Regions from separate parts of the Homo sapiens genome. Here region 2 is linked to region 1. The links are chromatin loops, found by intact Hi-C in ENCODE. Cell type or tissue: heart right ventricle. All regions are shown on one strand. Each heading gives the region's core, and the rest is flanking DNA. Links, peaks and the distances in the headings are about the cores only.

What was found. A loop is a pair of places that touch in the nucleus more often than their neighbours do. Peaks named below come from ENCODE experiments on the same cell type or tissue, not always from the same donor. Only the 100,000 strongest peaks of a DNase experiment are listed, where the experiment ranks them.
Region 2: it touches region 1 in a loop (3-fold over the local background); 3 of 110 quality-filtered maps call a loop at or near these places.

What each region holds. Positions count from the first base shown.
Region 1 is chr1:192,292,711-192,298,110 of GRCh38, forward strand. No RefSeq gene overlaps it. Among named protein-coding and RNA genes, the nearest start is that of RGS21, 22 kb to the right of the region's middle. In heart right ventricle, for the core only: no CTCF peak of the experiment used is centred there; no DNase peak of the experiment used is centred there.
Region 2 is chr1:191,990,939-191,996,338 of GRCh38, forward strand. The region is part of intron 9 of LINC02770 (long intergenic non-protein coding RNA 2770); the gene reads left to right. Among named protein-coding and RNA genes, the nearest start is that of RGS18, 160 kb to the right of the region's middle. In heart right ventricle, for the core only: a CTCF peak has its summit at 2,802; no DNase peak of the experiment used is centred there.

The DNA.
Region 1 (5,400 bases), core at 223-5,222:
TTCTGCTATCAAATACTAGGTTTTATTCTTTATGTCTATTTTTTGTACCAATTAACCATCCCCACCTTCCCTGCCTCTGCCACCACCCTTCCCAGCCCCTGGTAGTCATTCTTCTATTCTCTATCTCCATGAATTCATTTGTCTTGATTTTTAGACCCCACAAGTAAGCCGGAACATGTAACGTTTGTCTTTCTGAACCTGGCTGATTTCACTTAACATAATGACCCCCAGTTCTGTCCATGTTGTTGCAAATGAAAGAATCTCTTTTTTATGGCTGAAGAGTACTCCATTGTGCATTAGTGCCACATTTTCTTTATCCATTCATCTGTTGATGGACACTTAGGTTTCAGACCACATTAACCTTTGAAAACCACTGGAAGCAGCTCTGTTGTCAATTTTTCATTTTACCAATTGTGCCAGTTTATTTAAATCTTCTCACCCCACTACAGCTCCATAGTTCTAGTGTTTTCATTCCGGTTTTTTTCCTTTTTTTTTTTTTTTTTTTTTTGAGACGGAGTCTCGCTCTGTAGCCCAGGCTGGCGTGCAGTGGCGCGATCTCGTCTCACTGCAAGCTCCGCCGGCCGGGTTCACGCCATTCTCCTGCCTCAGCCTCCTGAGTAGCTGGGACTACAGACGCCCGCCACCACGCCCGGCTAATTTTTTTGGATTTGTAGTAGAGATGGGGTTTCACCTTGTTAGCCAGGATGGTCTCGATCTCCTGACCTCGTGATCCACCCGCCTCGGCCTCCCAAAGTGCTGGGATTACAGGCTTGAGCCACCGCGCCCGGCCTGCTTTTTTTTTCTTACTCTGCTACATACGGTAAAATTAAAACCATTTCTCTCACCCACTGCCCTGTCCAATACAGTAGCAGCAGCCACATGTAACTATTGAAATTGAAATTAATTGAGCTTTAAAAATTGAGGCATGCTAGCCACATTTCAAATACTCAATAGTCACATATGGCAAATGGTTACCATATTGAACGGCATAGATATATAGAGCATTTTTATCATTGTAGAAAATTCTACTGGACAGGGCTGAACTAGAGCATCACAAATTCAAGTTTTTTTACAAAACACTTTTAAGTAACATGCACTAAACATTTTTTACATATAAAAGTGGCGTCAATCTAGAATATATTGAATTGCTGGAAGAAGAGTTATTCACCTTTAATTCTCTTGTATAAGTTTGTGGTTTTCAATCTTGGAAATATGCCAGACAATATATTCTGAAGACAAAAATGACAAAATTGCTTTTTTGAAGACACATAGCTTCTGGCCAAATATAACAAATATTCTTTTCAATGAATAACTGAGCTTGGAAAAAAAGATGGGCAGGTGAGAACTCCAAGGTACATGAAGCTTTGCCAATCTTGGAAACTGGGCGGCTAATTTTTTTTTTTTTTTTTTTTTTTTGGCAGGGGGAGGGATGGATTTTCACTCTTGTTGCCCAGGCTGAAGTGCAATGGCGTGATGTCCGCTCACTACAACCTCTGCCTCCCGAGTTCAAGTGATTCTCCTGCCTCAGCCTCCCGAGTACCTGGGATTACAGGCATGCACCACCACCACGCCCGGATAATTTTGTATTTTTAGTGGAGACGGAGTTTCTTCATGTTGGACAGGCTGGTCTCGAACTCCTGACTTCAAGTGATCTGCCTGCCTCAGCCTCCCAAAATGCTGGGGTTACAGGCGTGAGCCACTGCACCCAGCCACAGGAGGCTAATTATTTTAAGGTCAGTTCAATAACAGGAGACAAAGATTTTGGTGTGAAATAGAAATTAGATCTCTAAATAAATATGAGACAATTGAAGTCTCCTCACTCAGTGAAAGGGTGGGCTAGAAAAGACACTGATGCAGGAAAAAAATAAATAAAATAGTGTGAGTGGAAAAAGTTCCTGAGGATTTGAGCCACAGGTCTAACCTACCAAGGGTCAGCAGTTCAAATGTACACTGTCAAATTGATTCACTAGACCCTAGAATCTCTGACAGACACAAATGCAAATTTTCTCTCAATGTGTGCAAATTCAAGCCAGACTTTTTAGGATTCTCACACAGAGCCATACCAAAATGTACAAGGAAACAGATTGTCATGAATAAGTAGGTCATTACAATTCGTGTATTAGGTGGGAGAAGGAGCACAATGGGAGAGTAAGTTGCAAGAGGAAGAAATTGAAGATTGGTCACAGCGGACCAGAAAAAAGATACAGGCATTGTCTCCTGGAAAATGAAAACCCACTAAAAGATTCTAAGTTAAAAGTAGTACGGTCAGATTTTGTTTTAGAATCTTGTCTATCATAGTTGATTCTTTTGCTGCTTCTTTATTGAAAGGACTTGAAATATTTATGCCTCCTAACTGAAATTCAAGGAAATCACCGTAAGATACGGGTAAGGCCGAAATCTTGCCTTTATAATCCAATTCTGCATACTTGACCATAAGAAAATGGTTTTAAAATGATTAAAGTAGTTAAGTATATGTAATGAATATTTCCTGATCTCAACATCTATAGAAATGTCACATACTTCTTAATAAAATTTTGAGACAGGAAATACTTTTCCAGGGTCAGGGTAGGGAACAAACAGAAAAGACTTTTCAATTAATTGCGTGTATCTTCCGATAATCAATTACTGAATAGTTTGGTTCTCCAATAAGCTTCGTTATAACCTGCTAATTAGACAATAAAACAGCAATAGGCTTTAGTATAGCATTTTACATTGCGCAAAGTAAAATGACAAAATGACACAATTGCACATTAAAAAACAACTTTAAGTTAGACTTTGGTTTCTTTCTACAATAAGAAACCTTCAACTTCTGCACAACTTGTCATAGAATTTTTTTTTCTCCTTTTTCCGCTCATGGCCAAGTGGAAAACAAAAATCAAATAATATAGCATGCTGCCAATTTTGGTCTTTGTGAAAACCCTTTAGTGGTATCTTTCAAACAGTGGTTTCTCTTTACTTAAAATTTTAATTTTAATATATCTTTTTTTACTGTTAAGATAGTCTGTAGCTTACCCATTTCCTGCTGCCACCACCGCCATCTCATAATACCCTCCTTTCCTTTTACTCTAACCCTCACCTCTCATCACCACAGCAAATATTCTTTAAGGTCAATATTCTACAGAATGTCAAACTACCAACCTATTGTTTTCTTGTGTAAGATCCTAAATTTATTAATATTCAAATTATTGGAGGATTTAGCCTTTCGTCCAGTGATGTTATTTAAGGCCTCCTGATTACCTCCACTAGTGGTGAATGTAGGAATATGTTGACAGAACTTAAATATGAATGATATTAAACTGTTTAATAGCCTAGTGGATTGAGGTACATATTAGTAAATATAAATTAATTTAGAGAAAATAAAGATGTAAAACCTGATATCAACCTTACACAATGTAAGAAACTTTTCTATTCACACAACTAGAAAGTTTTCTTCACACCCAGATTTCTGTGACTCCAAATTCAGATTCCATATCACCCCCTTCACTGCTTGTAGCTAAGCTGCATTTCTTCTTCAAATTTCTCTCATGTGGCAGAAAGCAAACTCATACCTGAATTCCTGAGAAAAAAAAATGACCTATGTAAATATAATTACTAAATAATAATTGGTGGGGGAATTCTGATATTTTGATGATGACATTTCATGGAATGATACAAAACATAAATTATTGATATTCATTTCCAAACTTGAGCCAAATAAAGGCCAACTGAGAATCAACTATATTTTTTTAATTATCATTATGAGTACATACATATCTTTGACTATTAGGTCCACATTCTTTGTGTGGTACCAATATTTTCCTATCATTTTTATACCTATACATTAGAAAAATCTCTTGATTGTTATGTTTGTACAAAAAACATATTTCTAAAATTATATTTATTTCAAAATATATGTTATGTTTTAAGTCATAAAAAATAATTTGGGCTCCATCAACAGTGCATATATATATATGTGTGTGTGTATATGTGTGTGTGTGTGTGTGTGTGTGTGTATATATATATATATATATATATATATATATTATTGTTACTTCCAGTGGTGAAAAATATGCAGCTTAGCTGATTGGAAAGCTTCTCTTACTGACCCCATTTCACATACAAAACTCACCAAGATACCAAAGATACTATTATACGTCTGTATATAATTTTTATTTATTTATTTAAATTTTAGGTTCAGGGATAGATGAACAGATTTGTTATATAGGTAAACTCATGTCATGGAGATTTGTTGTACAGATTATTTTGTCACCCAGGTATTAATCCTAGCACCCAATAGTTATTTTCTGATCCTCTCCCTCCTCCCATCCTCTATCTTCAAGTAGGCCCAGTGTCTGTTGTTCCCCTCTGTGTCCATGTGTTCTCATCATTTAGCTCCCACTTATAAGTGAAAACATAAAATCTTTGGTTTTCTGTTCCTGCATTAGTTTGCTAGTAATATCAGTTTAGAGAATAAATGTGTACTCTCTCTGAGTATTGACCTTGGAACCAATTTTGAAAAGATAATATTATAATGTATAGCCTTAGACATTAGAAAATATCTGTACAATGTTGCTGTGCTGAGCCATGATACAGCCTGAAACAAAAGTAAAATTTAGTCATTCTCATCCTGTTTTTACATAAGATGTGAAATTTTATTCATCATTGATTTTTGCACTAATTTTAATTTTTTAAATATCACATTTAAACATTATCTATCTTGATTACTGAGGGGCTTAATGTGCACATTTATATCTGAGAGCACCTCACTCCCTTTACCCTAGTATAGGCCTTGCTATATACCTACGCTGTTTGATTTCTAGACTATTAATCACAATGCCTAGAGATACCATGTGAGGAGATAAATATTTCTTTGGCTATGAAAGTCTATAAAACAATAAGAGTATACAAAATCTGAGTCTAGTGTAATAAATTACACGTAATTTATGTCATTTATTTTTTGACTAGAGATTTACCGCAGAACAAAATACCTCAGAACAAAACACACACACACACACTCATACACAAACATGAAGAAATATACAAACGTATTAAATTATTTGTAGAGTTAGTAGTGAGATAGAAAAGAATTTTGGAATGTTTTGACATAATTTTAAGCTTCTATGTTTTTACTCATTTAGGATTTAGAAGTTCTCTCAACAATAGTTTACTGAACTACTGATTGCAACATATCTGAATATTCATTACCTTTATTTTAATAATTCATATAGAGTCCAATTAGCATCTGTATTTTGGGATTTTTCAGTTAAATGGCAGCTGTATGTTATACCACATGGAATTTTTGGTCTTTGATTTGCTTTTTTGCACTCCTATTACTTTTTGTTTTATGATAATAAAGATACCTCATCAAACAGCTAGTTTGTAGGGTGGGATTTGGGAATTAATATCATTCAGTCACACCTT
Region 2 (5,400 bases), core at 225-5,224, 300 kb before region 1:
TTTAAGACTTCAAACTATGAAACTGTTACAAGAAAACATTGGGAAAAATTTCCAGGGCATTGGTCTGGGCAAAAATGTATTGAGCAATCCTCATAAGCACAGGCAACGAAAGCAAAAATGGACAATTGAGATGACATCAAGTTAAAAATCTGCACAGCAAAGGAAACAATCAACAAAGTGAAGTGACAACCTTATAACCAAAATATATAAGGAACTCCAACAACTCCACAGGAAAACAAATCTAATAATCTAATCTAAAGATAGGCAAATAATTTGAATAGACATTTCTCAAAAGAAGACATACAAATGGCAAACAGGCATATGAAAAGGTGCTCAACATCATTGATCATTAGAGAAACGCATATCAAGACTACAATGCAATATCATCTCACCCCAGTTAAAAAGTCTTATATCCCAAAGAGAGGCAAAAATAACAAATGTAGATGAGGATGTAGAGAATAGGGAACCTCATTGGCTGTTGGTTGGAATGTAAGTTAGTACAATCACCGTGGAGAGCAGTTTGGAGGTTCCTCAAAAAACTAAAAGTTGAGCTGCCATAGGACCCAGCAATCCCATTGCTATGTATATACCCCAGAGAAAACAAATCAGTATATCAAAGAAATATCTGCACGTCTATGTTTGTTGCAACATTGTTCATAATAGCTCAGATTTGGAAGCAACCTAAGTGTCCATCCACAGATGAGAGATAAAGAAAATGTGGTACCTATTACACAATGAAGTTCTATTCAGCAATAAACAAGAATGAGATGTAGTCATTTTCAACAACATAGATGGAATTGACGATCATTATGTTAAGTGAAATAGGCCAGGCACAGAAAGACAAACATCACAAGTTTTCACTTACTTGTGGGTTCTAAAAATGAAAACAATTTAATTCATGGACATAAAGAGTAGAAGATGGTTACCAGAGGCTGGAAAGGGTAACGGGAGGTTGGGGAGGGAGATGGTGATGGTTAATGGTTACAAAACAAAATTAGAAAGAATGAATAAGACCTACCATTTGATAGTACAATAAGGTGACTAAAGGCAATAATAACTGCATTGTATATTTAAAATAATTTAGAGAGGGTAATTGGATTGTTTGTAACTCAAAGAATCAAAGTTTGAAGGGATGAATACCCCGTTCCTCATGATGTGCTTATTTCACATTGCATTCCTGTATGAAAAAATCTCATGTACCCCATAAATATATAGACCTACTATGTACCCCCCAAAATTAAAAATAAATGATCATGGTGATGAAAGCAATCTCTCATTGCTCTCATTGCTCATGATATGCTAATTATAATGCATTTCCATGCTAAAATACACTCCCAACAGTGCCATGACAGTTTATAAATGCCATGGTAATGCCTGGAAGTTACCTTTTATGGTTTTAAATGAGAGGAGCCCTTAGTTCCAGGAACTCCCCATCCCTTTTCTAGAAACTTTGTGAATAACTCATTTCTTACTTAGCATATAATTAAGGAGTAGCTATAAATATAGCTGGTCAGCAATCCACAGGTGTTACTCTGCCTAGAGGGTAGCCCTGCTCTGTCTATCAAACAGCCATTTTTCTATACTCTGTTATTCTAATAAACTTGCTTTGCTTTCAATTTACTCTGTCAGTCAAAGCCAAGAACCCTCCTGGGTTGAGCCCCAATTTGAGGGTTCTCCTGGATCAAAACTGCTCCCACCATCATGGGACATCATATCATTCTGATGCCTGAGTTATTGATTATTCCTTAGCTAATGCCAGAAGACAACTGGGAAGAGGATAGTACAGCGAAGTTTACTAATAAATATTTATATGCTTAAGGGTCTGTTTAAGGGTACAGGGGAGAAGAGAATGAAGGGATTATTGGGTACAAATATTCAGTTAGGTAGAAGAAATATGATCCACTGTTCAATAGATCAGCAGGGTGTCTATAATTTACAATAGTACATTTAAAAATAGCTAGAAGGAAGTAATTCAAATGTTTCTAGCAAGAAGAAAAGATACATATTTAAGGTGATTGATAGCCCGATTACTCTTATTTGATCTTCATGTATTTTATGAATGTATTGTTATCACAGATACTTCCAAAATATGTATATCCATTATGAATGAATACATAAATAAATGACTTTGGAATTAAGATAATATTGGTCATAGGTTTTGATGGGCCTGGTTATCCAGGCCAAGTTTATTTATTAAGTTGGGATAGAAATAGTACCTACTATTTTTATAAGGATTAAACAAGTTGCTCTAAAGATTAAGTAATACTATGTCTATTAAATAATTAATGCCTACAACTGAAATAAAAAAAAATTTGCTTTGCCTTTTTTTAAAAAAAGAAAAAGAATATATTAAAGGGAGAAGTTCACTGTACTCACATAGGGCCAATGAAGGTGTCCTTTGCACATGGACCACTGTGTGTTCTAAGCAGTATGATAGGCAAAACAGCCACTCTGGTTCACTGATATTTGATGCCTGTTATTACAGACAGCTCCCATCCAAAGGTACACCAACTTATTCTCTGGGAAGTGTTATGCTACACTCAGATGGAACTACATTTGAGGGTTTAATGTATCAATTGGCAGTCTCAAGGAACACTGATACTTGGAGGTTCAGACCATTTTCCCAAACTGCCCATGTTTCATCAATGTGCAATGGGAACAATACAGGTAGTGGCATGGTAAGCACTAGCTCCACTTTGGTAAACAGACTGTAAAAGTGATAGGAGTTCATCTATGGCTAATAAATCAGGACAACCTAGAAACTCGCCATCATGAAGCACAATACTTGTTAACCCAAAAAGGGACACTAGAGAGAGCTATCTTCCAGGAAAGAAGCTGTAACTGGAAAGAAGCCTGGAGAGACAACAGTGTCAAATGAATAGAGAAATTGAATACTGACACTAATAAAGAACTATACCCACCAGTAATGCTACCAGAGGGCTTGTGCCCTCACTCAAGAATGATTGTTCATATTTGCATATTCGCTATGGAAAGAGTTTGTTGGAAAATGGTAGTAATCTTAAATAATTGCAGGACATTACTGGGCAGTGTGGCTTTTATCATTGTTCTCTAATTGCTCTAATACCCAGAATAAAAAAAAAAAGAATGTATCTTTCTTGTGCCACAACTGGCTGGAATTGGACATAAAAAGAAACAACACAATGTCAGCTTCATTGGGAGCGTGGGGATAGATAGCAGTGTCACATAATGGCGCCTGGAAGCCTACGTCTGTAAAGATTTATTCTATAATATCTGGGATATGTTTATGTCCATAAAACAAGTGAAATTCAGAAGTTCCTGAAAAATAGTCTCTAGTTACCACCTAAGTAACTGGGAAAGTGGTACATGGGAAAAGGTCATTTCTGTTGGGAATGAAAGGGACAATGATTAATTTTAACCTATGTCAAACATTAATCTTTCTATGATAGCTATTTAGTGTAACAAAGGATTTGTATGTTCATTGATAGAATTAAAAGAAAACCAAATTTGTGTAAATGATGATTCTCCAACATAAGAAAAATAACTTGTGAGTATGAGTTTAAGTCCCAAGTTGTTAGAATACATATAGAAGCTGATCGGGCTGAGAAGGAAGTAAATTTGACTTTAGAAAATTACTCACTAAATTAAATGCCTTCAGCAACCTATATAGAATAATTCAAATAATTCTCGATCAAGAAGGTATTAGACAAAGCTACTAAACAAACATTAAAACAGCTATAATGTATTGAATAGTGATCTTTATGGTGATAATAGGTAGAAAATATTAAAAGAAAAATAATGAATTTTATTTTGAAAAAGATAGAGAATTTTGACATGAACAAAAGGGATACAACTGGTTAAATAGCTGAAGAACACTGGTTTTTTAGGAAAAGGAAATAGAAAATTACATAAATTTATGTTCTCAGTAATTAGCATCTTAACTTTTTTTAAATCATGAGTCCATTTATAACAATGATCAATAGTTGACCCATATACAAAGTTTCCTTATGAAATCACATTTTAATCAAATACCACATTGAACTACTTAAATTTCATGGCATATAATCTTGCTAAAAATATGAAATAAAACTGACATACTTAGGTGGCAAATGTTGATAACTGCTTTCCAAGATTTATTTTTATAACCTGGACATAATTTTTTAAAATACCCCAAATTTGTTTAACATAGTCTTAGTATTTAGAACACTCTGTTTCTTCTTTTCTTGTTCTTTCATATTGAAAATGATCATTACTGTTGAAAATATTCCTGAGTCTTGCCAGCAAAGTTTGTTCTCTACCAATGCTAAAACATCAAAAATAACAAGAGCAAATTTAATTAGAAAGGCAAAAAAGCAGTTAATTAAAATTATAAAGTAAATCTGGCAATGTAGCTCTTCAAATATCTGTTGCATTGGTGATTAAGCCCTTATAAACTAGGGAGCTGTTTACAATAATTTAATAATAGAATATAATATTGCTACTTCTAGAACATGAATGGTTCTAATTTTTTAATGTTGAAGACATATAATGTGTAGCAAGTGGCTTAATTTCTTAGGACACGTTGATATGAAGAAAAATGAAAATATAAGTTCACTTTCCTGGGTAAATATATTTATTTTTCCAAGTAGGAACTATATTTTGTTAATTTTTATTTTTAAACACGAATTAAATCCGAAGTTCTCTCATTAGAAATACTTAATTTAGGTTTTTTTTCTTTTGAAAATTCAAATATGTTATATTCCAAAATGGCTTTGTCAATTGCTATTTACTTGGAAAGATCAAGGAAATACTTCCTTAAAAATAAGTAAAGTTGTTCTGAAAAATCCTTCTATTGTCTTAAATTAAAACACACTGGAAGTATATCACTAATTGTATGATTTTGGACAAATTAATTTTCTAAGCATCAATTCCTTCACAGTTAAAATAGGTAATATATGCCCTGCATTTGCTTTGCTTTTGTTTTGCTCTTAATGTTTACATACAATGGATATCAAATACATAAAACAGTAGGTATTGATAATCACATTTTTCTCTTTATCTTGTTTAATATACTATATATAATAATGAAATGTTTACAAGTAAATTGAAGTTTAGAAGTATATATGTAATTGTATTTCTCTAACTTAACTAGCTTTCCATCTTTTCATTACATTGAGAGAATACAACTTCCTAAATTATAAGTGAGAATATTATTGTGTTCCAGAAAAGAGAGAGTTAAGGTAGAAAAGAAAGTGAAGTTTCTGTATGGCCATCAAATTATCAGGCTAATTCCCTTTTCATATTATTTGAAAATAATTAGTTTGATTTCTCAGGGATGTATTATTGTGACCAGATTTTTTTCATGGAAGTTATTGACTAAGTAAAGTAAAAACAAACAAACAAACAAAAACAAACAACAGCAACAAAAAACTGAGGTCTGGG